Regions from separate parts of the Mus musculus genome. Here region 1 is linked to region 2. Evidence: chromatin loops called from intact Hi-C (ENCODE). Cell type or tissue: gastrocnemius. All regions are shown on one strand. Links, peaks and the distances in the headings refer to the core of each region. The heading gives the core; the rest is flanking DNA.

The links. A loop is a pair of places that touch in the nucleus more often than their neighbours do. Peaks named below come from ENCODE experiments on the same cell type or tissue, not always from the same donor. Only the 100,000 strongest peaks of a DNase experiment are listed, where the experiment ranks them.
Region 1: a loop joins it to region 2, with 4 times the contacts of the local background. A loop is called at or near these places in 18 of 42 quality-filtered maps.

What each region holds. Positions count from the first base shown.
Region 1 is chr2:92,367,578-92,383,703 of GRCm38, reverse strand. Pex16 (peroxisomal biogenesis factor 16) reads right to left here and starts at 8,465. Exons shown (of 11, transcript NM_145122.2): 1 at 8,029-8,465; 2 at 7,798-7,833; 3 at 7,001-7,077; 4 at 6,141-6,274; 5 at 5,913-6,013; 6 at 5,031-5,111; 7 at 4,756-4,908; 8 at 4,598-4,670; 9 at 4,369-4,488; 10 at 3,230-3,294; 11 at 2,484-2,668. The coding sequence starts at 8,140. The coding sequence ends at 2,610. It overlaps Large2 (LARGE xylosyl- and glucuronyltransferase 2), which reads left to right and starts at 12,647. Exons shown (of 15, transcript NM_172670.3): 1 at 12,647-12,723; 2 at 12,811-12,965; 3 at 13,041-13,138; 4 at 13,445-13,527; 5 at 13,721-13,844; 6 at 14,043-14,214; 7 at 14,332-14,436; 8 at 15,838-15,950; 9 at 16,040-16,126. The coding sequence starts at 12,866. It overlaps 1700029I15Rik (RIKEN cDNA 1700029I15 gene), which reads right to left and starts at 786. Exons shown (of 3, transcript NM_183112.3): 1 at 653-786; 2 at 423-496; 3 at 101-256. The coding sequence starts at 756. The coding sequence ends at 135. Mapk8ip1 (mitogen-activated protein kinase 8 interacting protein 1) reads left to right here. Exons shown (of 12, transcript NM_011162.5): 12 at 1-28. In gastrocnemius, for the core only: no CTCF peak of the experiment used is centred there; DNase peaks (open chromatin) are centred at 8,337, 9,012, 10,763 and 12,176; H3K4me3 peaks cover 3,175 bases; H3K27ac peaks cover 4,474 bases.
Region 2 is chr2:92,422,868-92,438,993 of GRCm38, reverse strand. It overlaps Cry2 (cryptochrome 2 (photolyase-like)), which reads left to right and starts at 4,925. Exons shown (of 12, transcript NM_009963.4): 1 at 4,925-5,182; 2 at 11,984-12,092; 3 at 14,307-14,449; 4 at 15,932-16,116. The coding sequence starts at 4,971. It overlaps D930015M05Rik (RIKEN cDNA D930015M05 gene), which reads right to left. Exons shown (of 4, transcript NR_040621.1): 3 at 15,968-16,126; 4 at 6,686-6,936. In gastrocnemius, for the core only: a CTCF peak has its summit at 7,599; DNase peaks (open chromatin) are centred at 6,518, 7,181, 7,594, 10,934 and 2 more places; H3K4me3 peaks cover 5,909 bases; H3K27ac peaks cover 8,000 bases.

The DNA of each region.
Region 1 (16,126 bases), core at 4,457-12,456, 56 kb after region 2:
CTACTATTAAAGTGCCATTTCTTGTCTGGATCAGAGTGGGTGTATTTACTTGGACCCCTGCTGGGCCTTCTTGCGCCACACAAGCTATGGAGCCAAGCACTTGCTGCCCAGAATAGCTTTATGCGGGGTTCCCATCACAGGTTCACATCATAGTAATAGTCAGCCATGTTGGGCCCGTCCCGCTTGCGCTGCTGGGCCTGGGAGAGAAGGGGTCGGGGCCCACCTGGCCTCGGGTGCTTGGGTCTGAGCCCATAGTCTAAAGAGAGAAGAGAGAAGGGTGGAAAGAAATACTGCTGACTGGGAATGGGGCTATAGCCAGCTCTCAAGAGGCAGTCTGGGAGTAGAAGTAGGGCTTAGCCCTAGCGGACCTCTAAGGGCACCTGCTATGGAAGGTGGGGGAGGGGAGAGAAATACTACCCTACCATCCACCAGGCCTGAGAGAGGCTGCAACAGTTCCAGCGGGGCTGAAAATTCCTCCGGAACAGATTGCTGAGACCTATGGGAAATATTGCTGTGCTGAGCCCTAACCCAAAAGGCCATTGCCACTTCTTTGTGAGGGACAGTCCAGGGTGAAGACTTCATGAACTAACCCTTCCCAGGATAATGGTCAGCCTCTTCCAGAGTCTTCTAGGCCCTGAGGCTCTGGCCTTACCTCTGGGGCTGAGGTCGAAGGAGTGCGCCTGCCAAGATGAGGTAAAAAAGGAAGAGACTGAGTCCAGCCCTGGGGTACAGAGCCCCAAGCATGGCGAGAACCATTGTCTCCAGTCCCTGCTGTGGGGGCTATCTGCCCCTCCCCCAGCCCGACAGAACCTGGTGCCAGTTCTCAGGGCCACCTCACAAAGGACATTAATTCCAGAGTTCAACATCAGCACTATCACACATGTCCCTGCCAGGACACACCTCCCTTTAGTTCTAGGGACCTGCCAATTCCATACTATCCAACTCCAAAGCCCTGTCCATCACTCTAGACTACTGGATGCCACCAGTCCTCCATACCCACATGGAGTCCCCATGGTCTGCTGGGGTTATCTGTCTCCCATCCCAGTGCCTTGGTCGAGCCTCTCCCATGTCATGCCCAATTGTCAGAGTACCCATGCACTTTCTTCTCTGCCTGCCCACCAACCCATTTACCATGGAGTGCTGAAGATAAGGTCAGCAGCTCCTTTCCCCACTGCCCACCACACCAAGTATATGACACCAGACCTTCCCTGGGGCCTCAGGCCACCCAGTCCCTATGCCCTTACAGCACAGCACTTCAGTGAGATCCACCAAGATTCCACAGTCGCCTTATCTGACAGCTATGGGCTAGAGTAACTTGGTGGCTGAGTCTCTATCCAGCTCCAAAATGCCAAGCCTGTGGTGGTTTTGGTTCACAGCCTGATGGGAAGCTTGGCTCTCCTCTGCTATCACTGCAGGAGGCACCTGCCACTGTGCTGCCTGACACTACTTCCGTCTCCAAGATCTTAGCAGTTATGGTCACAGATTTCCTCTGATCATCGGGACCTGCGGGGCTGGAACTATGCCTTGCATGGCATTGAATAACCACTACAGTGCAAGCACCCAGAGGACACCTGTCAGGCTAAGCAGAGGGTCACAGGTTCCAAAGCCAACAAACGGACAAACTGTCCTTCCCACTACCCTGGCTCACAGCAGGCATCTATGGCTCTCAGAATCATGTGACAAGCATGTCAGGTTAAGGCTGAGACTATGAGGGCATCTTGGATGAGGGGAGACCTGAGGGACAGGTGCAGGCAGTGTTCTCCAAAGGCCATTGGCAGCACTTCTGGGAACAGTCCACACAAGGACAGGAGGGAGGGAGGGAGGTGTGACAGCTTAGCCCTATGGTCCCACAATGAGACTGCCATTGAGTTTGAAGCCCACAAGTCTCTTGTCTAAAAGGGAAGGGCAGAAGAAGAGAGGAAAGGACAGGGAGTATGGACAGAAGAGTTGAGGCCCACGCAGTCCTGCCACACCCTCCTCTGTCTTCTCCAAGTAGCCTGCATGGCTCCAGCAATCTGTCTTCCTGAGCCAGTCAGCCTGTGGAGAAGTGTCCTGGAGAGAAACTCCAGCACACACCCAAACTCTGCCCATTCCCTTACAGACTCAGGGTCACTCTATCTCCTGCGGTAGAGAAGAGCATCTCCTAGGGCTTGCTGGTCAGCCCTGCAGGGGAAAGGATAAACGGGGGCCCTGGCTACAAGGAATGTTAGGTAGACTACGGTAATCCATGGCCCAGTTCAGCTTGTCTTCACCAGGGACTAGTGAGATGGAAGCATCTAGTCAGGCAGCTGAGGCAAACGGTGACCCATGCCGGAGAAGGCTAAGTGACAGCAGCTCCCTGGGCCTGATGGAGATCTCCTGCTCTGTGACGAGGAGCAGAATGCAGTGGCTTCCTTCTAGGAGGATGTGAAGAGGAACAGCTGTGGTGACTGGGCTGAAGAGCTGAGCTGCAGGAGAGGAGCTGCTGATGACACAGAGCCACATGCTGGACACTACCAGAGTCAGGTTTATTAGAGAAGAGGGGCCTGGGGGAACTGGAGGGCTGAGGGGCCCTGCCCAGAGCAGCAGAGCACAGCACATGGCCCTCTGCCCCAGCTCCCTCATGGCTGTCAGCCCCAACTGTAGAAATAGATTTTCTGCCAGGAGGGCAAGTAGTCCATGAGCGGCCCTGCAATGGAGGGAAGGGGGATGGGGGGCGGGGTTAGAGGAGCCAGGCCCCTGGCCCCAGGCCCTGCAATGGAGGGAAGCGGGGTTAGAGGAGCCAGGCCCCTGGCCCTGCCCTGTGCCCTGTTCTGACACTGCCACCAGCAGAGCAGCTCGAGACCACACCTCCTGCCTCTGATGCTATGTTAGAGATTAGGTCACAGACAAGGTGCCCAGGTTGCCAGGGAACATGCTCAGCATGTCTTCCTTTATGGCTGGGTACCCAGGCAAGCCCCAAGGCCCCTCCTTGCCTTACCAGATAAGTCTGCCTCCAAATATGCAGGTCCCAAAGGCAGGAGGAGGCTTGCCAACCTGATATGGCCTAATAATCCAACACAGGCACTGTTCTGGCCACAGCCCCACCTCCATGGGCCACCTTCGGCCCTGGCACTGTCACCTCCCAGTACTGATTTCAGGTTCACTCCTGACTGCCCATTAATCACACCAAAAAAGGACAGAGCAAACATTAAAACGGGCCCTTTGTGCCTCAGGGACATCCCACACCACGTTGTCCTACCACACTTACTTGCCACCAGACCCACGCCAGGGATGTGGTCTGTAAGCAGCTGGAGCAGGAAGAGGATCTTGGCTCTGATTGGGGAAAAGAACAGCATGCTGAGGGGCAGGCGGGGCGGCTCCCTGCTGACCAGGAGCTAAAGGCCTTTACTGAGCACCAGGCATCTCAGAAAACAAGGGACTAGGACCCAACGAAAGGCTAGACCACCGGAAGTCTGCTTGTCCACAGCTGCACCCCATGTTCCCAGCTGTCAGATTGTCAGCTGGCAGACGTCACTCATACCCCTCCCCTCCTCTCTTTTCTACCTTCCTACCATTGGTATTCAACAACAGTGCTTCCTAGGGGCCACTCAGAGCAAGGTCTGTACCCTGGAAGTTTCCGGAGGGAAGGAAGCTGGTGAAAGAGCAGAACTACACAGAAACCTCACCAGCCAATGCTCAGAGTAGGCGGGGTCTGGGAAGGTCCCCTCTGCCTCAGAGAGAGGCTTAAGATAGGGGATTTCCACAGGAGAACTTGGGGCGGGTTGGAGATGTGGTTCATGTGCTTAGCATTGAGGCCTGCGGCTTGAACCCCAGCAGTCCTCGGGGGGACAAGACCTAACATCACGTCATTATATATCAAGCACAGGCAAACACATTCGGTTACCGCATGCTATAAAACCTATCAGCCGGGCCCCAACACTGTCCCTGTTTACAGGCGAGGACATGAGCCCAGCTCCTGCTCAGACACCCCACCATATGTCATAGTGCCCTGGCAGGCCTTTTTCAGAGATTTCTCTGGCTAATGCAGGGGCTCTGATCCTCAAAGTTGATCAGTGTTGGGTGGGCCCAGCAGTAACAGTCTAGTGGAGGCCTGCTTAGTTGCCCAGCCCCTTTGAAGCATAGCGCCTGCTCTGCGAAGTGGATGTCCCATGGAGAAAAGAACTGGAGAGGGGCAGTCTGCACCAACTGTGCCCTGCAGATCTTGTACCCTGCTGTCAGCAGTCTCTCAACACCAAGTATGAAAATTCACACTGGCCTGTCCCCTTTGAGGGCAGGCCATGTGGCTCTGGAGGCTAAATAGCACCAGAGCCAGCAGTTACTCAGCAGACCCCAGCCCTCTCCATGCAGCACGGAATACCCTGGTGATGGGAGGAAGGCTATCCTTACTCAGAGAAGCGGTCATAGAACGGTGAGCGTAGCAGGTAGTATAGCAGCAGGATTGTGCGACGCCTCAGTTCTAGCCGCTCCCTCCGGGTCAAGTTCTTCCTGTCACTCAGGAGACTCAGGCTGTAGGGGAAGGGACATAGGGACAAGGATGACCTATGACTCTGAGAAAGAAAAAGCCACACAGCAAGCAGAGAGCCCCATGGAACTCCATATCCTCACCCATTCTCACCTAGTCATATCTACCACACCAGACAGTAGCCAGGGTGTCCACGATCGCTGACCCCATAAGCCCAGGCTGAGCACTGACGGTCAAGATGTCAAGGATATCTGCAGTGCAGGGTCCAGCTCAGCTCCTCCCCAGCCCGCCACCAGCACAGCTAAGGATACAGTGCAGCAGGGGCCGGGCGATGTACAAAGACTCTGCAATGGTCTCCTGCAACCCCAGAGGTGTTGGGGGTGTGCTCAGTTCCTCCTGCTGCTGTTTCTGCCGAATTTCCCGCTGCTGAGGGGCTCCCCAGTACCGTGAGTGCAGGGATGGGCCTAGAATATAAAGACAAGGTCAGTGAGCCAGGAGCCAGAGTGGGTGCTGACAGAAGCCAGTCCTACGGGCTCACACTGACCTCAGCACCTAGGTGCCCAGTCCAGCTACATCTTCCACTTACTGTTCTGGAGGGTTCGCACCACTCTGTGTGACCGTTTCCCCACATATGATGGCTCCTGGCTGCCCGGATTGTGGTCACCATCTAGCAGGCATAAACAGGACATAATGTAAGAGGGACACATTCCTAGCAGAGCCTGCAGAGAACATGTGTACAGTGAATGCTTGAGGATCTACAGAGCACAAGAGCCTGGCCTCAGGCAGCAGCTGAACTAAGGGAATCACACCCAGAGACCGTGGTTTGGCAAAAATCTTTCCATAGAGGGAAGCACTCTGGCACCTACCCTGGCCCAGGAAGAGGCCATCCTCACGCACAGTCAGTCAACCAAGAGCCTAAAGATACTAAAGGAAGGATAGGAGGGCCCACCCCATCAACATCTGTCGGGGCTATAGGACTGTGAGGCTGCATTCTCTCGATCTCTTGTGGTCAAGTTCACATCACTGTCCCCTTTCAAAATAAGGGGGAAGACTGGAGGCTGACGGAGGGGCCCAGAGCAGCCAGGTGCCCTGCCTCTTGAGGATACGGTTCATGATACAGAACCAGGCCCAAGACAATTTTGGCAGGACACCTACCTTGTGCTGGTGCGCTATCCCTAGTTCCTGTAGCCTACAACAGAAAAGAAGGACTCTTGCACACGTCCCAAGTTCAGGGATGGGAGTGAAGCTCAGTGGTAGAGCACTCGACTCGCATGTACAAGACACTGGGTTTGACCGGCAGGAGCTCAAACAAATAAACTCCCAAGTTTAAGTTCTCATTTTCTCCAAACCTTGCCTTCTTCTTTCTTATAGAATAAATAAATGGGAGTACTGAGCTGACAGGAAATGTGCTGCAGAGCCTCAGAGCAGTCCCACACCCCACTCCACTCCTGGGAGAGAAGCAGCTTACCCAAGGGCTGTGCCTGAGTTTCCCTGTCCAGTGGAACAATGGGGGGTGATGTCTGAATGCCAGCCTTGAACCAGATCAACAGGAGCATGCGCAGGACGGCCCTGGGGTGGGGATTATGGCAGTTAGGGGAAAGCGGTTAGAAAGCAGGTAGCAAGGCTGCTCTGCTGAGCACCTCATTGCTGGACTGGGTCACCCCACCTCAGTCCTGCCCTCCACAACCCAACCTACTTGGCCAACTGGATGAGAGCAATGACGAGCCAACGGCCTACTTCGCCCCACACCTTGGCAGCCCCCATCTCCATGAACACCTCCACACACTCCAGTACACTCAGCCATGTCAGCAACTTCTGCTGGGACAGCGACTGCAAGAAGCCCAGAGGTCAGGGAGCTTCTCTACCCCAAGTGCTGTCTTAGAAAAAGCAGGCTGCTCCAGCAGGTGGGGGCCTCCTCCTTTCTAAGCCTAACACCTCAGTTCAATACCAAATCCATTGCTACCAGGCTGGCTGGCCTGGGACAGGCCTTTCTAGCTCTCTAAGACTTCATGCATGAGGGCTGGAGAGACGCTCTTCTACAGGTCCTGAGTTCAATTCCCAGCAACCATATGGTAGCTCACAACCAGCTGTAATGGAATCGGATGCCCCCTTCTGGTGTGTGTCTGAAGACAGCTAAAGTGTACTCATATATGCAAAATAAATAAACCTTAAAAAAAAAAAAAGACATCTGTAGGATTTAGTTTGTTTTTTGGAGACAGGGTTTCTGTGCGTAGCCCTGACTGCCCTGGAACTCACTCTGTAGAACAGGGTGGCCTTGAACTCGAAAATCCGCCTGCCTCTGCCTCCCAAGTGCTGGGATTAAAGGCGTGCACCACCATTGCCCAGCCTTGTTTTTTGTTTGTTTGTTTGTTTTATTTTGTTTTTTAAAAGAAAAGAAAAGAAACTTCATGCATGAGACTACCAACAATTGATCTGCGGCTCATGTGGGCATGCCTCACTCTCTGAGACAACGACATGTACCACACGTGCTGGTCATTACTGTTTTCCTCCCAAGTCCCTGAGCTTCCCACCCCCAGCTCCTGGCAAAGTTCTCACCACAGGCAACTTTTTTCGAAGCTCCTTCCTCAGGATCCCGTCATTGAGCAGCACCAGCAGGTTCGAGGCAGAGTACACTGAGAAGCAGATTGTGGTCTTGAGAGGCCGGCCCTGCTGTGGCCTTCACCCCTCTCACCCTTACCCCAGAGCCCTACCGATCACAGCTACCCACAGACTGTGTGGAAACCAACAAGCCTCTCCGCCCACTACCTCAGAGCCCCATTCTCTCCATGATGACATCTGAGCCAGTAAGAAATGAGCTGATTGGAGTGACAAGCCAGCCCTTGCTCTGCTGGACAGCACTGGTTACTGAGCTGCTCAAAACTGCCTGTCATGTTCCAAACAGCCAAATGTGTGGTCCCACCAACTCATCTTTGCTCTCTTCAGATGGTCCCCCCTGAAGGACTACATCACACCTACCTTTCAAAATCCCCCTCATCCTTTCATGATCTTCACTACCCCCACTAAGCAAACAGAGCCCTTACAGCAGGGAGGTGGGGGCACTTGAACACTGGTCCTGACATCAAGGACTTTTCTGAACTTGTATTCCTTCAGCTAGACAGAACAACAGTGCCCTTCTCATACTCATAGGTCTGATGAACTAGCAAGGTCAGGAAAGTTGCTTAATCCTAAGCAAAACCAGGAGTGAGAAGCCAGTCAGAGCCCTCACAGGTCGCCCAACTCTGGGGACACCAACTGTCTTGGGCGATGGACAGCTGATCTAGAGGGAAGCTCAGGACCTTCAATCAAGGTTCCGCTGGAAGCCTTCTCCCTCCCCAGCCCAGAGTCCAACTTACCCAGTTCAGACAGCTCGTGTGAATCGGAGAAGCGACCTAGGGAAGAAGGTATAGAAGGCGTTGGTGAGCGTCTGTTTTACCCTGCGGCTTTGGGTTCTCTAGTTTCCTCTACGCCACAGGAACCCAGACAGAACTGAAGCACCGCGACCACTACCCTGGGTCAGCAGGCAAAGAGCCATAGGGTTCCTGGGTCAGAGTCCCCAAGAAATGGGTCAAAGGTCAGTGTGGCACCTGCCAGCAGGTAACTGAGGCCCCGCACAGCCGTCTCCAACTGGGCCGTGGCGGCTGGATGACGAGTCACATACTCCTGGTAGCGGAGGCTCAGGAGCCGTAGCTTCTCCATCCTGCTCTGGCCACTGACAGTCCCACCGGCCGACAGCAAGGCTGGCAGCGGCGCCCTGCGTCCTGAGCCCTCCTTCCTGCTTCCGGCCCTAAGCCCGCCTCCCGGTTGCTCAACTTCCGCAGCCCAGGAGGACTTAGACCCGCGGAGCCCCTGAACGCCCCTTCACCCCATCTCTAGCGCCTCCTCCCCGAGACCGGGAGCTCCCACCCTCCCTCCTTCCAGCCATTGGCTCCTTCTCTCTCCGCCCTGAAGCTCTCTAGAGCTTCTGGCACCCGATCTGCAGCCTCCTTGGTTGGCTGTCTTGGCGCCTGCGTAGTTACAACTTGCGGGCAGGCTGAACAGTTCATACTAGAGAAGGTACTAAGGAGCCTCAGACTTTCTCAGAAGATCGCCGAGAGCTCGAACGGGAGGGTCGGGAAGCAAAGAGTTTGGGATTTAAGGCACAGGGAACCTTGAAATTGTCGTAAATAGGTCTCAGCAGCCGCCAGTCTCGAGTTTTTCACAAAAGCCAGTGCCGGGTTTTTGCTGGGGCAAGCCTAACCAGCAGATTTAGAACAGTGGCTTCGGCTCCAGTTTCTTCAGAACACATGGACCCCCAAAACCCGTACCCGATGACTCCCTCCTTGGAGAATACCCTGGCCTATCCCTCTGCTCTCCGTTTAGGGACGACCCTGCGCATTAGCTTCCCCGATCTGCACCTCGGGTTTCCTCATCTACAAAATTATTTGGGCCCGACTTGGACCTTGAACTCGGAATGAATCCCAGCGTTTTCCGGCCCTTGGATGCACTTCCAGGTTCTAAGCTGGCCTCCAAGAGTTGGTGGAAACTCCTATGGCTCCATTCATGAACTGAGCTGCAATGCTGTCAAGGTGCTGCAGAAGTGGAGGGAGGGAACCGTTCCTGGGAGGCAGTTGATTGGCTGTGGGAAGAGGGGGCTTGGCAAATCTGCGCCATTGCGGACTCCGCCCGCGAATTTATGGTATATAAAGAATTGTAATACATTTAATACCCTACCAGATATTATCTTTAGACAAGGACAGAATATGCCGTTACGCCCATCCACTATATTACGTGCATGTACGAAAATGTCATAATGAAGCTCATTATTTTAGTTTGCATGTTTTGAGACAGGATCTCACTGTGAACCCCTGGCTGGCCTCAAATGCATAGAGATCTGCCTACGTCTGCCTCCCAAGTGCCGGGATTAAAGGCATGTGCCAGCACAAGAGACAAAGCACATTGTTTTGTACAATTAATAAAACACTAATAAAAATTCTCATTAGAGAGCTGGAAAGATGGATTCAGGAGTTAAGAAATGCTCGTTTAACCGGGCAGTGGTGGCACACACCTTAATCCCAGCACTTCGGAGGCGGAGGCGGAAGCAGAGGCAGGCAGATTTCTGAGTTCGAGGCCAGCCTGGTCTACAAAGTGAGTTCCAGGACAACCAGAGGTACACAGAGAAACCCTGTCTCGAAAAACCAATAGCCTGAGCCAGAACCAGGCGGTTTAAGCAGCACACTCACCAGGAATTTAAGGCACAGGGAATGAAGTGTCCCAACATGCCACCACTTCCTTCCCTTTCTTTGATCCATGTGGAGCCAGGCTCCCATTGTTGCCAACCACTCGTGCCAGCAAAGATTCAAGGAAAGGTGCGGTGAGCCTCAGAAGAGTCTGGTATGGGAACTGTGGAAGTCGTTTTTCACCCTGTCCTGAGGCCTCACGTGCTCCTCACCCTACTGGCAATTGTGATGGCTCGATCTTCGTTGATGGCTTGGTGGGTTTGGAATCGCTGTAGCAACAAAGCTCCGAGTTTATGGCAACACATCCATGGTTGTATTCCCAGAAACACTGAATCTAGGGGCCTCGGTCTGGATGTTTGTATCCTTATCGCTTGGATTAGAGTCCTGAGCTGAAGGAAAGAGAAAGCAAGCCGAGCACCTGCGCTGTCTTCCTGTTGTTTCCGGACTGTGGCTACAATGTGGCCAGCTGCCTCTGGCTTAGGAAACTACGGCTTCCCCGCTAGGATGCATTGTACCCTGTAACTGTGAACCAAAATAAATACCCACTTAAGCTTACTCTGCCAGGTGTTTCTTTTGTCACAGCCATGAGAAAGTAAGTCATAGTCAACCCTGTCCGATTGGTGGGAATTCTTACACAGATGAAGCCCAAGGAGGCCCAACCACTTATTTAAGGCTTCTGGCAGTGTCCTCTAGCCCATGACACGATGAGGCAAGCTTGGCTTAGGAATTGGCCTCAGGAAGTCAATGAGTTTACTGCCTTCTGGGCCACTCCTCCAGCCCTCTGCTGCCACTGAAGTGAAGGTGTATGTGTTTGTACTTGTGTGTGCATGCCGGCAAGTACTTAGGTGCAAGATTTCATCAGATGGTCTTTTGTTCTGGGAAGGAAAGAGGCCCTGGAGGACAGAGTGGTCCATCACCTCCCCTCCATATCCCAACAGTGAAGAGCTCATCTCTCTAGGAGAGGGGACTGGGTCCAGCCAGGCTGGCAGCAACAGAGCTGCCTGATTTTTTTTTTTCTTCTTCTAGATCTGGAGGCTGATTAGGCTCCAGAGACAAAGAGCAGAGGTGTGCGCAGGCTTGGCGGGCAGGCAGGAGGCCCCTCCCTTTTGGATTCCTGCCTGGACCTAGTGGCAAGGCTGGGCTGCAAAGGCCTCGGGATAAATTGTGCTGGATCCTCACACCTTCGGTGTGTCCTAAACCATGGGGAGAAGAAAGACCAGTTGGACAGGCCCAGATGAGGACGGCAGAATCCTAGAGAGGGTTCGGGACAGGTCCAAGGTCACAAAGCAAAGAACTGGCTCAAATGGTTGGCAGGAGAGGGGGAGATCTCAGCTCCTAAGGACTAGGCTCACTTGGGCTTTCCTTTCCTTGGAAGACTCCCAAAGGGCTTCTTGAAGGTCCAGCAGATTTTTTCTGCCCTTCCCTCTCACTACCCCACCCACAGTGCTGAAGTTTCGACAGGATCCACATGAGTGACCCAAGTGGGATCAACAGAGTTAGTATCTCCACCAGCTCACCTCTCTTTATGAAATTACCTTGGTCTAGGCTCTGCCTGTGACCCTCCGTGCTCCTTCACATTTTGATTCCCACAACCATTGCTCTGGGTTGAGGGCCACTCTCATCCACCCCTGACCCAGATCCCAACTGCACAGCAGGCTGAGGATGACAATGGAGCACCGGGACTCAAAGCCCTGCACACCAGGGTTTTCTCTTAATTCCTAAAAGTCCAAGAGGCGGCTTTCGGTTTCCATAGCAACCGCTAAAGACCTACAGGCTGATCCTCATCTCCCAGAGAAAGGCATTCCGATCACGGGAGCCAGCCCCAGGCTACTGTTGATGGATCTGCCTCCCTTTATACAACTGGACTTTCCCGCTAAAAGGCCCAGCTTGAGCTGCTGGTGAGGCCCTTACCTTAAAGGGCAGGTCCAAGTTCTCACCCAGTTTCCATACACACATTGAATGCCTGGAATGTGCGTGGAGGTGTGGGAGGTGGGGGCTACCTCCCAGAACAAACAGGCAACTTCAACTTCCCTTGAGGACCTGGGAAAATAAGTAAGAGATGTAGAGAAAACTACATTCCAGGAGGAAGGGCAGGGGCAGGTCTTGAGGTAGAAGACCCGCCACAGCTGGGAGCCTACAGGAGCAGTGAAAGGCTGCCTGCCTAGCAAGTAGCCAAAGGCTATAGGTAGGTTCCTTTCACTCTTCAGGGACAATCTCATCTTGTGTCCTTCGGGTGATGTGAGGATTACCTGAGTAAAGACTTGGCAAACACTTAGCTCAGGGCTTGGCATTCAGTCTGTGCTGAACCGACCGTGGCGGGTCTCCTTCACAGTCCAGAGCTCCCTGCACCCCTACAGGGCAAAAGGCGTGCCGGAGGCCCGCTGAAGGGTGGAGAGAAAAGGGAGGAAGAAATCCAGGCCTTGGAGCCCGGCACAATCACAGCTTTCTAGACAAGAGTGGGGGATGCCTGGCCCTGCCCCAGCGGCAAGGAGGCTCTTGGCCAGCAGGAGGGGAGGTGGCCTTCAAAAGGGCACAGTGCCCGCATCTTCCAGTCTGCTTCTGGGTAGGGCTAAGGGCCAGGGAGGACGCCTGCAGGCTACAGGTGGCCCCAGCAGGCCCAGCCTCCTGTCGTCGAACTGAGCAGGTGTCCCTAACCTCTGGGCCGGACATTCCTATCCCATCCCCACTACCCTCAGCTTCCTAAACTTCCGCGGTGTGTTTGCCAATTCTTTGAGAGTCATCCGTTCCTCCCCTTAGGAATGGAGTCCCAGAGCCAGGAGGGTGCAGGTAGTGGGCACAGGACCACCCTGGGTAGCCGTCCCCAAGGCCTTTAGCCCTCCCCGTGCCATGGTGCAAAACCACCCTAAAAGGGGTTGAAGGTTCCCAGACCGTGCGGTGCAGGGGCGGGGCCCTGCCGGGGGTCTCCCCGCCCCTTCCAGCTCAGCTAAGCAAAGGTGAAACCTGAGCCCAGGTTGGGGGCGGGGCTAGTTCGCGATTCTGACCGGGACCTGACTGCAGGGCGGTCGCAGGAGGAACAGGGCCTTCCCGGAGCCACTGGAGCAGGTGAGGCCAGCTGCTGCGCACAGCAGGGCGAGTAGCCGTCGGGCCCCGCGGTCCAGTGCTCATCTTGCTATGGTCCTTGGTCCGCAGGGTCGGTGATGGAGCCCGCAGCCCGGGGTCGCGCCCCGCCCTGAGTCCCACAGTCATGCTGCCCCGAGGTCGCCCCCGGGCAATGGGGGCCGCCGTGCTGCTGCTGCTGCTGTTGCTAGTGGTTGGCTTCTTCCTGTTCGGCCGGGACCCGGATTGTAAGCGCCGGAGCTGGGCAGGGGAAGAAGGGACCCTGTGTGACCGCTGCCTGCTCACGCCACGTGTCTTTTCAGATGGACTGGGCACAACTGCTACCCTCGATGAAGACCCGTACAGGAGTCGCAACCTCTCCGCCTCCAGCCCGCAGCTTCTACTGCCACCCAAGTGCGAGGTAGTTGTGCCAAGTGCTGCCATCCCCGAGGTTCCTGGCCAGTCCAACCATCTGGGCATTTGTGGGAACCACAGCACCTGACATGTAGCTACCCAGCTGGGATACCAGAGGACGCTTGCAACGCACGCCCCCCACTCCTGTTCTAATTCCTCACTTATGAAATTGAGGCGTTGCATCTAGGCACCCCTTCTCCCCATCCCCACCTCCGCTCGGATGCCAGGTGGGGCTACACTGTTCTAGACCAGGATGGCTAAGCTAGCTAGTAGAAGTTGAGGGCCGCTGCTGACCTAGGTGTCCCCTCCCCAGATGTTGCATGTGGCTATCGTGTGTGCGGGATACAACTCCAGCCGAGAGATTATTACCCTAACGAAGTCCCTGCTATTCTACAGGTACAGACAGGCCTGGATGAGGGTCAAAAACCTGCCCGTAACAAAGCCCCACTGTTCTGAGTTTCCTTTCTTATGAAGGGGGCCACCAGAACATTCCCAAGAGCTCCTTGTAGCAGACAGGGCTTCCTCCCGTGGGGAGAATCCTGTATTGTTCCCGCACAGCCATGTTAGGCTAACTTTCTCCACCCAAAAGGAAAAATCCGCTGCACCTCCACCTGATAACTGATGCCGTAGCCAGAAACATCCTGGAGACACTCTTCCGAACATGGATGGTGCCAGCGGTGGTGGTCAGCTTCTATGATGCGGAAGAACTCAAGGCAGGAAGAACTCTGCGCTCGTGCTCAGCTAGGCCCACCTTCTTCTTCCTTTCAGCAGTGGGTGGTGGGAGAGGAAAAACTCTGTCCTACTAGACCTCCTGGAGCTGAAATCTTTCATCCTTTGGGGGGGGGGGGGCGATGGCTACGTCCTGCTGTGCCACTTGCTATGTTATCTCTACCCCCGCCCCCTCCGGACAGCCCCTGGTCTCCTGGATCCCCAACAAACACTACTCTGGCCTCTATGGGCTAATGAAGCTAGTACTTCCCAGCATCCTGCCTCCCAGCCTGGCCCGAGTCATCGTCCTGGATACCGACGTCACTTTCTCCTCTGACATTGTGGAGCTCTGGGCACTCTTTGATCATTTTTCTGGTGAGACACCTGCAACCTTGCCCTAGCCTGCCCCTTCCCCAGCTTCCCCAGGCCACTGCTCTGGATAAGCCCAGAGCCCACATCCCCAGGCAGCTCCCTTCCACCCTCCCCTCCCAGACAAGCAGGTGGTCGGTCTCGTGGAGAACCAGAGCGACTGGTACCTGGGCAACCTCTGGAAGAACCATAGGCCCTGGCCTGCCTTGGGCAGGGGATTTAACACAGGTGGGACAGTGGTGAGGGAGGCAGGATTGGGTGGGCTGTGGGCCTCAGGGGTGGGGTGGGCACAGAATGCTAGGAAGCCCTCCCAAAAGAGCTCTGCCAGTGCTTTGGACCAGACCGTGGGTAAAGAGAACTCACCTAACTTTTGTGTTTGTACCAAATGGTGGTGCCAGCTCTTTGTTCCCTTTGAGACTCTGTTTTCCCATCCACATAATGGGAAGAGTTGAGATAACCCTGACGTGGGGAGGTTTCTGTGAGCTGAGGAGTATATACAGCTCCTCTGTACCCAAGGGAATTATGGACAATTGCATCTGAACCATCAGAAAATATAGTCCCGTGTTACCAGTTTGGACGTATTCTGAGGGATTTGCCATTAGGCAATTTTGTTGCTGTGCACACACCAGAGGGTGTGTTTACACATACCCAGATGGGCTAGCCTACTCTTCTCCAGGCTGTGGTGTGGCCTGGGAACACCCAGCATGTTACTGGGTTGAGTGCCTACTGACAGCCAGGCAGCTGTAGTTCAATGGCAAATGTCTGTATAGCTGAAACTGGAAAAGGCATGGAGGAAACGTACCAGGTAGAAGTAGGTTGGTTGGTCGGTTTGACAAGGACTCATGCATCCAGTCTGTCTTTGAACTTAACTATGTACCCGAGGATGGCCTTGAACTTCTGATCCTCCTGCCTCTGTCTCCCCAGGGCTGGGACTCCAGGTATATGCTCTCTGGTTAATGCCAAGCGGGGGCCATAAGCCAGGGCTTTATGCATGACAGACACGCACTACGACTGAGCTACCCCAGCGCTAGCTGGTGACTTTTTATTTCATTTAATCATGTACCATCTGCAGTGTATGCTTTATAGTGTTGACCAAAGCACTGTTAGGTGACCGCCTGTGCAATTCAGACCTTGCAGCCTGGTGTGGTGCTGCGTCTTGGGGGGCTGAGGCCAGTCAAAGAGACTTAGTGAGGTCCTATTTCAAAATAATATTTTAAAAAAAGATTTATGTGTATGAAAGTTTAGTCTGCATGTATGTATGTGCACTGCATTCATGCCTACAACCAATGGAGATCAGAGAGGGCACCGAATCCTCTGAAATGAGTTACAAGGGCTGTGAGTCACCATGTGGGTTCCAGGGCTCGAACCTGGATCCTCTGCAAGAGCAACAAGTGTACTTAATCATGTATCTATCTCTTTAGTTCTTCAAAATAAAATTTAAAAAGCAGCTGGCGGGTATAGTTCAGTGGTAGGCTATCTTGAATGTAAGAGGGTCCGGGCTCTCCCCCACACACACACAACCACCCCCCACCCCCCACCCCCGCCCCATACTACAAAAAGTACATTCAAAAGACTCGGGATAGATCCGGATGTCCCGGTGGGCATGGCAACCTCTCTCCCTGCTGGCAGGTGTGATCCTGCTGTGGCTGGACAGGCTCCAGCAAACTGGCTGGGAGCAGATGTGGAAGGTGACAGCCAAACGAGAGCTGCTCACTCTGATGGCTACTTCCTTGGCTGACCAGGTATGGGGGATCTGCGGGAACAGAACTGAGGGGCAGGCTGGGGACTGAGATGTGAACTCTAACGCAAAGCTGTTGCCGTTACTGCCTAGGACATCTTCAATGCGGTCATCAAGGAGCACCCCCATCTGGTGCACCCCCTGCCCTGTGTCTGGAACGTGCAGCTGTCAGACCACACT
Region 2 (16,126 bases), core at 4,072-12,071:
TGGTTTTTACACTAGGGTACTGGGTTGACCCATTAGCATTATAACAAAAGCCATTTTCCCACATTGCACAAAGATATCATGTCATAAATGTAATGTTCACATTTTTATTTTTTATTTTATGTGACTGAGTGGTGTGTGTGTGTGTGTGTGTGTGCCTGGTGCCTGCAAAGGCCAGAATAGATTCCCTGGAACTAGAGCTGCAAAGGCTGTGAGCCACCATGTGGGTGGGACTAAACCCAAGCTCCCTGCAAGAGCAGCCTGAGCCGCCTCTCAGCAGTCATCCACTCATTCTTATCTGCTTCTGGATTCTCAATTAGGAGCCTTTTGTCTAGTTACCTTCCTCTCATCCTACACAGCACCTGTCGTTTTCCTCGTCTCTGTTTTTCTTTCTTCTCTTTTTTGTTTTTTTTTTGTTTTGTTTTGTTTTTTGTTGTTTTTTGTTTTGTTTTGTTTTGTTTTTTTGATACAGGGTTTCTTTATGTCGCCCTGGCTGTCCTGGAAGTCACTCTAGACTAGGCTGGCCTTGAACTCAGAGATCCGCTTGCCTCTGCATCCAGGCAGCTGGCTTGAAGGTGTTTGACACTACATCTGATTAGGCTATTTTTCGAATGAAGGTAGCGTAGAGAATTGAAGAAGCTTGTCCGAGTAAATACGTCATTTATTAGTTAATTGTGGAGCTGCAAACTGAACTAAGAGAAAGTTTAGCGACTCCTCAAACTGAATAGTTGAAAGGACCAATATATATTTTTGGGTGTATTCTTGGAAGCTGCACCAAGACTGGAATCCAGATGGATTCGTGCTTTCCAAGTCCCACCACTAGAGGGCGTGAGAACCTTAAAATCTCTATGCTTGTCCCGCCCTCTGCGTTGTCACCTTTCCACCAATCATCAGATATTTACAGGAAGGGCAGGTCCAAATCAGAACGTTTTCACATATGGTCTCTACAGAGGACTTTGACCCAAGGAAACAAACAAAACAGGGCTGATTTATCTTAAAGGTGGTCAGGGAAGACAGCATTCACTTTCTGGATGACCCATTACATCCTTGAAGTACCAGGTTGCCCCTTGGGTCCTCCCCTCCTTCCTTCTGCCTTTAGTGGAAGATGAACCAGCCATTTGTGACTCTTTTAAAGAGGGAGGTGGGGAGCTCCGAGGTGACCAAAATAGAATTCAAATTTCTGCTTCTTTAGTCATGTGCAGGTTTGTGTGCCCTCACTCTGGTATCTCCACCGTACTCATTTTAAGACACAAAATTACAAAGTGGACTTTGTCCTCTGATGTCCTTTCAGGAGTCAAAACTGGTGTTCTGACCCTTGAATGTCGCCCAGGTACTTTACCCAAGCACTGGACATCCATTCTGTGGAATGAATCATCCTTATCAACTTAAGTACGCAAGCCACACAAAACAAAGACGATGACACAGCAAGATGGAACCAGTTCACAAGCAGTAGAGGCCACACTGTCCCTCCCTCTGGTTCAGATGTTTATAGATAGTGTCCATGAAAAATGGCTGAGTTGTTAGGCTTATCTTTGTTTTTCATTATTGCTGTAATATTGAGGGTTTTTTTATGATTAAAAGTCTCATTTACTGGGTCAATTATGGAATACAGGTCATATGTAAAAAAAGGCTTGGGAATTGCAAAGAAGGAAAAATTGGATGCAGATCCTGCTTTCCAGAATAGCAACTGCTCACTGTGCCCAAGGAACTATGTATCACCTTGCTGTATCTACTAAGAAAGGGGGGGGGGGGCTGCCGGGCGTGGTGGCTCCCAGCACTTGGGAGAAAGAGGCAGGTGGATTTCTTTTTTTTTTTAAATAAATACATGTACATTTTAAAAAAAAGATTTATTTATTATTATATGTACGTACACTGTAGCTGTCTTCAGACACACCAGAAGAGGGAGTCAGATCTTGTTACAGATGGTTGTGAGCCACCATGTGGTTGCTGGGATTTGAACTCTGGACCTTCGGAAGAGCAGTCGGGTGCTCTTACCCACTGAGCCATCTCACCAGCCCGTCAGGTGGATTTCTGAGTTTGAGGCCAGCCTGGTCTACAAAGTGAGTTCCAGGACAGTCCAGGGCTATACAGAGAAACCCTGTCTCGAAAACAAAACAAAACAAAAAATCCACAAAAAAAAAAAGTGAGGGGGCCTGGAGAGATGGCTCTGTGGTTAAAAGAACTACTTGTGGTGATTTGAGTAAGAATGGCCCCCATAAGCTCAAATACTTGAATGCTTGATCCACAGTTGGTGGAACTGTCTGGGAAGGATTAGGAGGTGTGGCCCTGTTGGAAGAGGTGTTTCACTGGGGTTGGGCTTTAATATTTCAGAAGCTAAAGCCATTGTTAGTTAGCCTTCTCTGCCTCCTACTTGTGGATCAGATGTAAGCTCTCACAACTACTCCAGAGCTGTGCCTGCCTGCCTGTCTGCTTCCATTTTCTTCATCGTGATGGTCAGAGACTCTAACTCTCTGGAACCATGAACCCCCGAATTAAATACTTTATAAGTTTCTCTGGTCAGGGTGGTTTACCATGGCGATAGAAGAGTAATTAAGACTCTGATCTTCCAGAGGAAGATCCCAGCATCCACATCAGGTGGCTCAGAACCTCGTGTAGACTCCAGCTCCAGGGGACCCAATGCTCTCTTCTGGCCACACTGATGTCCACATGCAGATGGCATCCATGAACAGACATACACATAAAAAATAATAAAAATAAGCAATAACAACAAGTCAACCAGCTTGTCTAGGGTCATACTGAGCAAGCAGAATTTGAGTTCAGCCTCTTCATAAACAAGAGAGAGCAGCCCCAGGCTGCAGAGAGCTCACAGTTTATAGACACAGCATTATGGGAGTTTAGAGGAGAAGAGAAGAATTTATTCCCTGAATGGCCATTTGTGAATGGACCACCCCTTACTCTCCCTGTTCTCTTCCTTGTAGGGGGACCCAGGGAGATAGAAAAAAAAGAGAAAAGCATACAATACCTCAAAAGAAAAAAAAAGGGGGGGGGTAAGCCGGGCTTGGTGGCGCACGCCTTTAATCCCAACACAGGAGGCAGAGGCAGGAGGATTTCTGAGTTCAAGGCCAGCCTGGTCTACAAAGTGAGCTCCAGGACAGCCAAGGCTCTACAGAGAAACCCTGTCTCGAAAAACCAAAAAAAGAAAAGAAAAGAAAAGAAAAGAAAAGAAAAGAAAAGAAAAGAAAAGAAAGGGGACGCGCGAGAGATGGTTCAGAGGTTAACAGTGTGTACGTTCCTTGCAGAGAACCTGACTTGGGGGTACTTCTCAGCACCCACAACAGGAGGCTGGTAACAGCCTTGTAACTCCAACCCCCAGAAACACTCTATTCAGGAGTCCACTAGACACTTGCCGTCACTCCTACACAGACACACAGCTAAACATGAGATTAAAAATAATGAAAAAAACCCAAGTGTTTAAAGAAAAGCATAGGGAATATCAGTTCACTCATCAAGTACTTGCAGAAGAGATTCAAAGGAGAGAGTCGGGCAGAGACTTGGATGACTTTAAGGCTCTGGCCAATGCAAGCCTCTTATGTTTGATTCATATGATCCTTCGGTACCAAGTACTGAGCTAGATTATAGTCTGATGGAGCTGACATACAATAGCTAAACAATCCCAGTACTATGTACTAAAACCGGAGGGTGGGGGGAAGACACCAAATGAGGTGAGCCCCTGTGCAGGTTGGGCCCAGGAAACTGGAAAATAACAGCTGTCACAGGGAAAACAGGAGGCACGAGGGTGTGGGCTGGGGCATGTGATGTGAGAGAACAGCATGTCCAAAGCGCTGGAAATGAGAGGCTCGTAATGACGCTGTAGTCAGAGAGTGGTGCCAATTAATGCCATTAAATTGCTGACTAAATTCTAGATTCTTTCATTGCTCATTCCCAAGATGGGGAAGGTGACTACCCATAGGATCAACACAAGGACAAATCGGAACAGTTCTCTGCTGGATAGCTCCAGCCCTCCATCCCAACTAGCCCATCTTAGCCCAAGTGCAACGGTTGCTGCACTTGTTCAATCAGCAAACTCTGCCAGAATCTCCAAAGAATCAAAGGATTCCCAAAGGAGACAGGAGAATATTGCCCTGCACATCTCTGATTCCCACATAGAATCCAGTTCAGAGTTTTGTGCAAAATAACTGCACTGTGTCTGCTAAACAGAACGTAAAAGAAATGAATTCATTTGAGGGCATAATTACTGCCTCAACCCACGTCCTCTGAAACCTTTGTCCTTTCTCCCAAACCCACTCCTGCCGCATAAAAGGGCGTCTCCTTTATCCTTATGCCTTTCTGTATGCAAATACCAAGATTCTCTGCGAGGAAGTGGATTTTGAAATCGGAAGATTCTGAGTGGAATCTTACTGGATTCATGGTATTGCGCAAGTCATTCAAACTGGGGCGCCCTAAGCTTACTTCATCTGCAGAGTAAGACTAACAAGCATCTGTTTTATTCGTGTTTATGAAATGAACGTTACCAGGATGAGATGAAAATAGAAAATAGGACAGTTTGTGTAAGGCAATCACCGCTCAGCCTCACATATGAACAGGACAATGAACTGTTAGAAAGGGCCCGGTAACAGGTCTGTCAGCCACCGGCCGGAGTCACCGCAACCCCTGTCTTTCCCGGGGACGCGAAATGCGTAGGAGATCCGAGGTCCCTCCAGACTCAGCCCACGCGGGGCGGACGCAGCGCGGTCCTGCGTCACCGGCGGGTGGCTACCAAGCGGGACCACACATGGTGGGAACGTGAGGGGGCGGAGCCTGCGCCGACGCTGCTGACCAATGGAACAGAGGGAGGGTCCCACCGGGTCTCACCCAATCACAGAGGCGATCCAGACTCCTTGGGGCGGAGTCATGCCAGGGAGAGGCTGCATCATAGGTCGCTGGGCGGGCGCTGGGCGGGACCAACGGGGCGGTCGGGCGGAGCGGCAGACCGAGACCCAGTCCAGGCGGCGATGGCGGCGGCTGCTGTGGTGGCAGCGACGGTCCCCGCGCAATCGATGGGCGCGGACGGCGCGTCCTCGGTGCACTGGTTCCGCAAAGGACTACGGCTCCACGACAACCCCGCGCTGCTAGCTGCCGTGCGCGGGGCGCGCTGTGTGCGCTGCGTCTACATCCTCGACCCGTGGTTCGCGGCCTCCTCGTCTGTGGGCATCAACCGATGGAGGTGAGGGGACCCTATGCTGCGGGGTGGCAACACCAAGCGGACTCCCCTGGGCCCAGGAACTCCAGCCTGCGGCCACTCTGACACAGCGTTTTTGCCCAGTGTGGCCCGCTCTGAACTCCTGGGAGGCCTGGGGGACAGAGGTCCCTCTATGCTGACGAGACTCTCGTCAAAAACGCGAAGTCAACCTGAGGGAGGATCTGCAGCCAGTCCCTGGAAGAATGGGGACTGGGCTTTTAGGGGTGTGCTGTGGGAGCGGAGAAAAGCTTCTTCAAGAGAAGTAGCCCCTCGTGGACCCCCCCCCCCCAAGGGCTTCCCTAAGCCTCGGATTTGTTTGACTCTCCCCCACGCCTCTTTTCCCATCCCGCGTAACCTCTCTTCACAGACAAACGTGGTGGTGATCAGGGAACCTAGCTTAGCATTAGCCGGTTTTAAAAAGACCCCAAGGGCATCATCGGGTAATGGCACTTTTGTGTTCTTGACGCATTTTTTTTAAAAAACATTGATTGGGAAAGGACATGCATGGCATGGCAGTGTATAGAGTTAAAAGGACGACTTGCAGGTTCTCACTCACCATACGGTTCCAGGGTGGAAAGCCGGGTGCCTTTACCCAATGAGCAATCTCTCAGGAGGTCCCCTAACCCATCTGAGAGGATCCCTGTGTAGTTATAACGTTGCTAGAAAGATATTCAAAGAGGGTTGCATCACCCGTCAGCTCTTCCGCCTGTTGTCATGAAGTGTTTTTTAGGAGAGCTGGGCCATTACAGATGAGACTTTTAGGAGCTGATGTGGAAAAACAAGAACACAATATGAAGATTCGGTGATAACTCCCAGGAGGCTGAACCCTTTCCCAGCATGCTGTGACATAATAAATCGGCATCTGATGTATTTTCTCTGTAACCAGTCTTCAGAAACAAGACGTTTTGATACACCATGTTCCCATCACTGTCTAAAGGCCTCCCTGCAGTAGCTTGGTTTGTTTGCATTGTTATGAGAGGTGTTTGCTTATGGCCTTGTTGCACAGATGAGTGAGGTAGTTCCCAGGAGACCGTGGCTCTCAGCGTCCACTCTTTCCTCTCCAAGAGGGGTTTGCCCTGCTAGGAGAGCAAGTGTTCCTAGTAGCACGCCTACTAAATGCCCCTTCCTGCCCCATTTACACAGAGGGAGCAACTAAAGATAGTCCTGTGAAGAGCCAGCCCACACAGTTTTCAGATTGGGCTATTACTCTGTCTCGCTCCAGTTTCCATAGATAGGAGGTTGGGTTTGACAAACACCGGCAAATGACCATCTCTGCTGTGGACATTAAACCAGGCCTCAGACTTTGCCCTCCCCTTCCTTTTGGCAGTGCGCCAGTGTGGACAGAGTCAATAGAATCTGACTCTTATTTGTTATGTTGTCATGAAGATGTTTCGTTTTTTACTGGGATTTGGGGGGAGCGCTATCTATGACTGCCTACTCCTTTGTGGTAGTGGAAATAAAAGAGCCTTTTTTCCCCCTTCACAAGGTAGATTGAACTCCAGTATGCTTGGTTTTATGGTTTTTTGATTTTTGTGGGTCACCCTTTTGTAGCGGCACTTTCGAGAGAATGAAGCAGAAAACGACTGAGGCAGCTCAGATGCTTGGGCAACATCTCAAGTCCTGTGGGAGTGCAGGTACTGAGAATGGGATTCCAGGAGTTGTAGCTGGTAGGCTGCTGCCGAGCATGGCAGTGAACCGTCGGGCCTCGGTGAGCTCCCACAGCCTCCAGAGACCTGCATCTGAGTAGAGAAAGACAAGCATAAATGGAGGCCTAAATGCCGTGAGCAGAATGGGGTGGGGGTGGAGGTGGGGAGACACAAACTACAGATGTGCTTTTAATATTTGCCTCACGTTGGAATCACTTAAGGACCCTTGAAAGCTTCCTGGGCTCCCCTCCCCCGTTTCTGCTTCTCTGATTCAGTTGCCTTGCCCTACCCTAGGCTGCCTTGGTTTTTTGGCCACTGCAGCCAAGCTTCAGAAGTGCTGCACTAAGGAACTATAGCAAGCCAGGCAACCCAGGGAGTGTGTTGCTTCAGTGCATTGACCAGAAGTCTAATTAGCTTTGGCATTTAGGAGGACAAGGTGAAATAACAAAAAAACAGATCGAATATGGTAGCTGCTTCTGAGCCCGGCATCAGGCACACTCCAGCAGCCTCGCCGTTGTCCTTGCCCCCAGTGGTTTGAGTGCGGGGCTAAATGCCATTTGTGCACAGGGTTGGAGGTGAGGAGTTGGAGGCGAGGAGTCCACCCATCCCACCCCACCTGCCCCCCTCAGCTGCATTTCTGCATAACTACAGTATGTGTAATCTTCCGGCACTGCTTCTGAGCTTGGGAGTAGTCTTAAGAGAATGGTGCTGCTGCAGCATGACGGCCCTGCCCCCTACTGCTTCAGCAACCGACTCTCTCTAGAAGGGTGGGGCCCATCTGGCAGCAGAGGGAGATCTGATTCTGTCACCTCTGTTACACTGACTGCCTCCCTGCAGATGGAATCCGATTAAAATAGCCACAGTGTTAAAGAGAAAGGCAACCAGGAAAAAATGTGCGTGTGTGTGTGTGTGTGTGTGTGTGTGTGTGTGTGTGCGTGCGTGCGTGCGTGCGTGCGTGCGCGTGCGCGTGTGCGCGCGAGTGTGCGTGTGCATGTGCATGTAGGCATAGAAGCAGGCTGTCATACCCATTGCCTTAGTGATAATAGGAAGTCTATGGACCACTTCCAGCTCTGTGGCTCCCAAGAATGTTTTCCTAGTATCTTTCGCCATTTTCCTCTGTCCTTCCTTCCCCAAATTTGCTGTATCTGGAAAGGAGGGGCTGCAGGCAAGATCAAAACAAAAGGCAGCTGTGAATGGCTTCTAGATTTTAAAAATGGGTCAGGCTCGATCCAGTATTAATTTCCTTCTCTCTGTCACAGCTTAGATGTCAGCCAGAATTCTCCTCCTACTCTGTTGAAATCATTTGGTCTCTGGCTCTGTGCTGTATCTTTTTTTTTTTAGGAACTTCCAGAACAGAGGGAGTTAGTAGAAGTGTCTTCTTTCTTAGCCATTTCTCTCAGAAGTTAGCCAGTGATACAGGATGGGGACTCTTGTCATCTAGTAGTTGAATGCAGCTGGGCAGCTGCACCATCAAAGAGGGTGGCCTGGGAACTTGGTCAACGAGGAGGTGGGATCAGTAGTTGCTAGTAGAGAGATTTGTGTTCCTTGAGCTGTTCACACTGTAACTCTAGCAAGAGGCTTCACTGTTCTGTAAGCCAAGAGCACATTTCCATTTGCCCAAGAGGGGTAGAAAACTTTGATCGAGCTGTTTAAAATTAAGCACTCTGCAAAAGAAAAAAATAAAATCTATGTTTCTATTTGAATGAGATTTAGGAACCATTAGATTATTCCTTTTGGTGGGGCCTAAACTCTTAATTTCTTGGGAGTGAATTTCTGTCTATTAATATCCTGTTACCAGTCTGCCAGTTTATAATATTGTTGTGGTTAGATAAGCTTGCTTGAAGCACAAGAATTTGGTCAAGGACGTCTGAACCTGAAGACTTCACTACCCTACCCACCCACTCCTACCCTCCACTCCATTAACAGATAAATCAAGTGTTTCTCAACACAGCCACTTCTGTCCCCCCAAAAGATCTCTCTGAGTGGAAGTATGGAACTCACTTGTTCTGAAGGGATCGCCTCCTAGAGTTGCTGGATGACAGTTTTCCCTGTATTTTTGGAAATCCCAATTTGGTTTTCTCCAGTTCTGTCTCCCCTGGCTCCAGGGAACTTACGTAATTCTGGAGCAAGGACTATTCAAAAGGTGGAGCTCTGGCCGCACCCTTAGGGTCTGTGACTGCTCCCTCAGGGGGTGTGCTCTGCACTGTGGCCCTGTGATCTCCCCTTGGAGCAAGCGTGACGATCAGCCCCGACGCCAACCCTTCCAGTGCTCACCTGTTTTCCTTTGCGTTCCCCCCTCCTTAAGTAAAGAGAAGTGAGCAGGGGCAGAGGAGGGCTCGAAGGGAGCACAGAGGGAAAGGCCAGTTCTCCCTGGCTAAGACAGCCTAGGCCTGTCTGGTGGGCACTCTCCAGGAGCAGCTAGCTCCAGTTCTTTCGGTGCTTTGCAGAGCAGCAGATACAAAAGGTGATGTCATGGCAGTGGCCTCCCTGTCTGTGGCTGCCTGGGGGCTGGAAACTACTCAGGGATCTCCCTGTCTCCTTCCTATTGCCTCCTGGGAAGCTGTTCTGGGTCCATCCTGGGGACCATGGTGGAAGTAGCTCAGCATTGCCCTTTCGTGGTGGTGGTTGGAGCTTGAGATGGTTTCACTGTAGTTTGTCTGTCCTGAAACTCACGCTATAGACCATGCTGGCTCATAGAGATCCGCCTGCCTCTGCCTCCCAAGGGCTGGGATTAAAGGCAAGGGCCACTACCACCCCACTAGTTAAAAGTTTCTTAGGGGTTGAGGTAGAACCCAGTAAAAGCAAAGTTGAAACAAAAATGTACAGAGTACCAATATTGAGGTCAAGTTGAAGTGCATGCCACAGTGGAACTTCTTGAGTTTTTATGAACAAGTGAATTCCCAGGAAAATTCTGATCGTATTAGTCTGGGATGGGGCCCAAGAGTGTATGTGTGTTCTAGCAAGTTCCTGGTCATGCAGAGCTAGGGCTCCTCACACTACAATTTGGGGAGTAAAGATCTGCAGAAAAGATGTTAGCCTTTAATTGAGCTCAGGTACTCTAATTGCTGACCCCTAGGCAGTATCACCCACCTCAAGTGTGTGTAGCTCAGAGCAGTGAGTATACGCACTGCTGAGGCCCAGAGCCTGGTAGCTGAGAGTGAACGCTGAGCTGTAGTATTCCAGGGCTCCTAGTTCTGTCCAGTTACTAGGTATATTATGTTGGAGAATATACTTAATCTTTGAATGTCAGTTTCTTCACCCATAAAATGGGGACATCCAGGGACAGGGTTGTCTGATAATTAAATAATACATGCAAAACAAGTGGGACAGAGCCACACTCAGGGAGTGCTTAGTAAATGTCGCTATTGCCATTGTGAATTGCAGCATTGTTTTGTTGCTAGCTATAGACTTTGCCTTCTGCTTCCTGTCAGAGAAGACAAGGGTATTCATCTATGCTGGAGAGATGCTGCCGGAAGCTCTCCGTTTAGGAAACAAGTTCTAAAAATAAAGGTGTATAGAAAACAGATTGCAACATACTCTAGAATCTATACTTCCTGTGCATTTCAGCCTTAATAGCTGCAGATTGACGTTCTCTGAGGTGTGGTGAGTTGTGAAGATAAAGACCCTTAAAGTGTATGGCTGGGACATATTAGCATCTTCTGATGGGAAGAAGCTCTGCCCTGAGGTGTGGCCTTGTGCCTAGCAGAGCTCCTGTTTCAGGTGGCTGGGGCTATCTGCTCCCCCGAGTCTCCTTTATTTTTATTTTGTGTGTGTGTTAGGGATGAGCAGCAAGGTGCTTCTCCCACCCCCAAGACCAATTTAAGCAGGCTTGCAAATCCAAATTTAAGTGGGCTTAACATTCAAAGGGTGTCAGGTTTTCTAAATCAGAAATTTCACTGCAGGAGAACTTGAGGAGCCCTCAAAGCAACCTTTAGGCTGTCAGCCTCCTGTCTCAACCCCTTGGGTACGCCTTCGTGCTCTTTAGCTCAGTGCTGCTCTGGGCTGGGCTTCTGCTGGAATGTGGGTCTACAGCATTGGACTTGGGATTATGTCATTTTATGTACGTCAGAGGCAGCAGGCGGGGCCTGGTTCTGATTGGCACCCTCAAGGCTTCTGTAAACCTCCAGTAGTCAGGGAATGTAGCTCAGGGATCGACAGCAGGTTCTGTGGAGGGAGCCTGGCATAAGAAGCTTGGCCTGTTCAGGCTTGGCTCCTGAGGAGGAAGATAGGCGTGTGGATAGACTGTCTGGGTGAGGCTTGTGTTCCAGGCTCAGGAGACTCTCAGCCCTTGACTGAAGTGTTTAGAATGGACCACTGAAAACAAACAAGGCTTTAAGAGTCTGGTCTGCCTGGGCCACTATGCTAGCTCAGTCACCTAACAGCTGTCTGCTTTGGTAAATTCCCTAACCTCTCTTGTCAGTTTCTTTGTCTGCAAAATGGGAATAGTTCAGTTTCCTTCAAAATGTGTTGAGGGAGTCAAATTATGAAAGTACTTATGAATTAGAATAGATGACTGTGGTTGACTAGGGAAGGCAAGGGATGATATTTTACTCAGTACCCACTTGTCACTGGGATTTTGAACACATCAGAAGATAAACAAGAATACCGTACTTGAGGCTCAAGGGACTGTGGGTCACGAGAGGCATGGAAATTGAACTACCAAACAAACCTTCAGAGGCCACCCAGCCTGTGGTTGTGGCTTTAGTATTTAACAGACATATAAACAGCACCAAGAGCAGCTCGCAGTGATCATGGGAGTTCTGTGCCTAGGGTTTTCCTTGCACTCTGATTTTATTTCTTAGCGATTTCATGAGGTAACATCTTAGCAAGTCTAAGGTTCTACTCTCAATTCCATGGCATGGAGAGAAAGCAAGTAAAGAGGTTAGGTCACTGCCTCCGATCACAGCTAGTGAGTGTGTTCACCCCATCCCTCCCGGGCGGAGCTCAGGCTAGGCCTCCAGCCCTGCGCACACCATACCAACTTGTTTAGCATGAACAGTGACTTTGTTAAGAAAGTGTGTGTGTGTGTGTGTGTGTGTGTGTGTGTGTGTGTGTGAGAGAGAGAGAGAGAGAGAGAGAGAGAGAGAGAGAGAGAGAGAGAGAACCCATGCTAATAATGAGGTCTTTGTGGAATCTGCAGGTTCCTACTGCAATCTCTGGAAGATCTGGACACAAGCTTAAGAAAGCTGAATTCGCGTCTGTTTGTAGTCCGGGGACAGCCAGCTGATGTGTTCCCAAGGCTGTTCAAGGTGAGCATGGAGGGCTGAGAGGGGGCGTCTGCTGCTTAGCATCTGCCTGCCCACAGAGTGAAATGCTGTTCTGGCTGGCAAAATGGAAATACTGGCTCCTGTCTGGCCACTAAAATGGCTGCTAGGGAGGTCAGAAGCAGAGACAGCTGGTAAATTTGCCAGCAGGGTGGAAACTGAAGGGAAAAAATTCTGTAAAATTAGTGTTGTGCTGGAAATATCCCAGCTCAGCCCAGACACGCAGAGCGTGAGTCCTTCCACCCTGCTGCCGCTGGCTTCCTCATGGTTCCTTGGCTCAAGCCAGTATGTTTTACTAGAGCTTGTTCCTGCCAAGACTTTGAGGGTGGGGTTTCCTGTCTAACAAGGGGTGCTGACCACCTCATCTTGCTCTGCTTATTAGGGAAAAAGTCAGTCAGGCATTTGAGGGAGCCATCCCTGTTTCCCTGTGGTAAGCAATGAATAAAATCTTCATTCTGGGACCATACTGGAGGCAAGCCCATTTCCTCAAGCTTCTTTAAAATGCATGTTTTAAGGCCCAAGCAGAGACAAAAGTTCTCATGGATAGAACATTCTAGACCATTCTCCTTCATCCTCAGTAGCACTCCAAGTACTATATGAAAAATTTAAGAAAATAGCTTCATTGTGTGCGTCCCCCCATAATTCTTCACACACCTATGAACACTAGTCATTAGCATTCTCCTAGGGCTGACTGAGTCGTGTTCCAACTGCTACCATGTGCTAACACTCACCCCCAACAGCCCCGAGGGGTGGGTTCTGCTGTCCCAGGTTTACAGGTAAGGACGCTATCTTGGGCTCTCTGACATAGAGCTGTGTGTTTCCTTGGTATACCCTGTACATGCATTTGTTAGTCTGTGGCTGTGGCTTAGCAGTAGCACACTTGCCTAGTATGCATGAGACCCTGGTCCCATCCCCAGCACAGTAAAACCAAAACAATGGTAATAGAAAAGATTTTGTCTTTCCTGTCCCTCCACATTGCTCCTCTCTCCCAGGAGCTCAGAGGCCAAATGGTCTGTAGCTCAGAACTATAGATACCTTCGCTGTTCACTGAGTCGCTCATCGTGTATTCACTGAGCCTTCACTAGCATCAGGCCCCATACTGGCTGATAGGGTGATATCGATGCTTGTGCAACCCAGCGTGATTTCTACCCTGCGTTCACACAGTGATGGCAAAACAGGTCAGTGATGGGCAACTTCACTGCCTATGATGAGTGCTGTCATAGAAACAGGACAAGGCACAGGAGAATCACCCTCACGGAGTGGGGCCTGTCATTTAATGAGAATCTTCTTATTCACAGGGTTATATGAGTATGCAATGACGTCACCTCTGTAAACCACTCAGCATAGTAAGGGATAAATAAATATGTAGTGCACTGGGACTTAGATGAGCTGGATATCCACCCTGCTCAGAACTCACTCCCCTGGGCAGGCCTGAATTAGGATAGTGACCAGTGGTCCAAAGCTGTAAGGGACTTTGACCACAGACTGGTTAGATTGCTTCCTTCTTGCTAGTTACATGCTATAGGGCTTTCTATGGCTTGTCTAGATAGCTTTCACCATGTCCGCTTTCCCCTGGTGTTGCTAGGAGACCAAAGTGACTGAAAGCTCAGGAAAAAAAAAATTCCCCTTTTCACAACCTGTAGCCCCTCCAGTTTGTTTTCTCTGGACTCAGGATAGCTCCTCCTTCTCCAGCTCTGAGAGCCATTAGCTCTGTTTGCTTCTGGCCTAGGGAGTGTTGCTGTGGAAACCATTAAGACACTTTACATAGCACAAGTCTGCCAGGAAAACTAGGCCACAAGTTTGTAGAGTCTGAGGAGGCCTGGGAAAGGCTACAGAGCAGGCTGGAGTGTGTGTGTGTGTCCCCCATTTCCACTGTGAGTCAGTGGCTCTCTGAGCTGGGGGCTCCCCTGGGAACATTGTATTTATAGCCTCATTCCCCCACTTCAAGGCCACAGTGAACACTGGCCCTTTCTGTTGACTCCACCACCGCAGTGCGCTTGGCCTCCCGGTCCTGGCTGACAACTCCACACTTGCAGAGCTCCGGCTCTTTGCTTTCTGATTTAAACTATTGTCCAGGCCCTTTCTTTGTTCTGTAGCTATTCTAGCACAGCTCAAGGTCAGCCCTGCTCACTCCCAGAGAGAAGCTGAGTACCCAGGCCCCTCTTCTTGAACCAAGCATAACAGATTATCTCTATGCAGGAATGGGGGGTGACCCGTTTGACCTTTGAATATGACTCTGAACCCTTTGGGAAAGAACGGGATGCAGCCATTATGAAGATGGCCAAGGAGGCTGGCGTGGAGGTGGTGACTGAGAACTCTCACACCCTCTATGACCTAGACAGGTAAGACACGGGGGCTCTCGGTAAGGTTGCCCATGGTGAGGACTGGGGACTGGGGCTCCTCCTAAGTGGAATTTGGACCAGTTCAGCAAGAGGGCTAACTGAACTGGACAATAATGGGCCAGAGTTGGGGGCTTAAAGAAGTCACCAAGAGGTTAACCCGATTTGGATAACAAAAGAGGCTTGGTTAGACCTAAGCTGTGAAAGCAGGGAGGCTCTGTCTCCACACAGTCTTCATAGATCTGTCATTGGCTCATTGAGTTTCATGCTCCCCCCCCTCCTCTGTTGTGCTCCCTAACTACAGAACCCTAACCTTGGCAGACCCCATCAGACTCCTCCCAGCAGGCCTCTGTTCTCTCAGACCTAGTTTCCACTCAAGGATGATCCCGGGTCTGCTTGGCCTATCTGGGTTTCAGGGCCATGCATTCTGATAATGTTTGAGGGCTCTAGAGACCCCTGCGGGGTGCTGGCAACCACAGCAGAACCTCCTTCCCCAGGGGCCAGCCTCTGTGCTTTTGTCTCCCCTTCCCTACTAGAGATGCCACCCTCTGTAGCTGCTACTGCTCCCTGCCCTCCTCCCAACCCAGGGCTGGCTGCCAGGAGGCTGGGTCACACAGCTGTGCACGTGAGCCAAGCCCTCAGGAGGAGAGGCTTGCTGTGGAGCCCTTCCCCTGCCACGTGCCAGGGGAGGGCAGGGACTGCAGAGGCAGCAGCCAGCTCCTATCTGGGCTAATGGGGGCAGCACAGGGAGAACAAACTGGGAAATGAACTCACCCGGACAGGCAGGCCTTGCATAAGCTCCTTCTCGGCCAGCGAGAGCCTAGGAATCTGCCTACAGACCATCGAAATTTATCCTCACAGACGCAGTGAACCCTCCTCTCCAGTGCCCATGCCTTTCCTTCTTGCTTGTGAGAAGTGCTTGGCACACTGCAACACTCTTTATACTGTTGCTGTTTACCGTAGCCCCAGACTCTGACTGAGGGAGCATTAGCCGGCCTTCACATCTCTGCTCTAGTGAACAGGGCTAACAGGACATTGATCCTCCAAGAAAGGAGCATGTTATGTCCCTCACTGTATATCCCTCGGAGGCTCGAAATGGGGTAGAGAGAAGCCCTTGGTGTGGTCAGATAGGTGCCCAGAGGCCCATGGGGATTTTCTGTCTGATTAGAGAGATACGGTCAGTCTCTGTCTCTAGGCGGCTCCACGTGGACACCAGGGAACCTGGAATTGAGTCCCAGCTCTGGCCCTGCCTTGCTCCATTACCTGAGGCTCCTGTTCCAGCTCTCTGGGCTTCATTTTCCCTCTCGGTAAAATGGAGATACAGCCTCCCCTGTGCCCCCCTTTCTCCTCAGGGACGGGACCGTGAGGTGATGAGGAGAGCAACCCTCAGAGCTTCTTGTGTCTTGCGCTCTTTTTTTGGGGTGGCCAGGGACCCCAAAATAAAGAATCTCAGGAGTGACTTCAGATGTGCTTTGGGCTCCCCAGAATCATCGAACTGAATGGGCAGAAACCACCCCTTACCTACAAGCGCTTTCAGGCCCTCATCAGCCGCATGGAGCTGCCCAAGAAGCCCGCGGTGGCTGTGAGCAGCCAGCAGATGGAGAGCTGCAGAGCTGAGATCCAGGAGAACCATGACGACACCTATGGCGTGCCTTCCCTGGAGGAGCTGGGTGAGTGCCC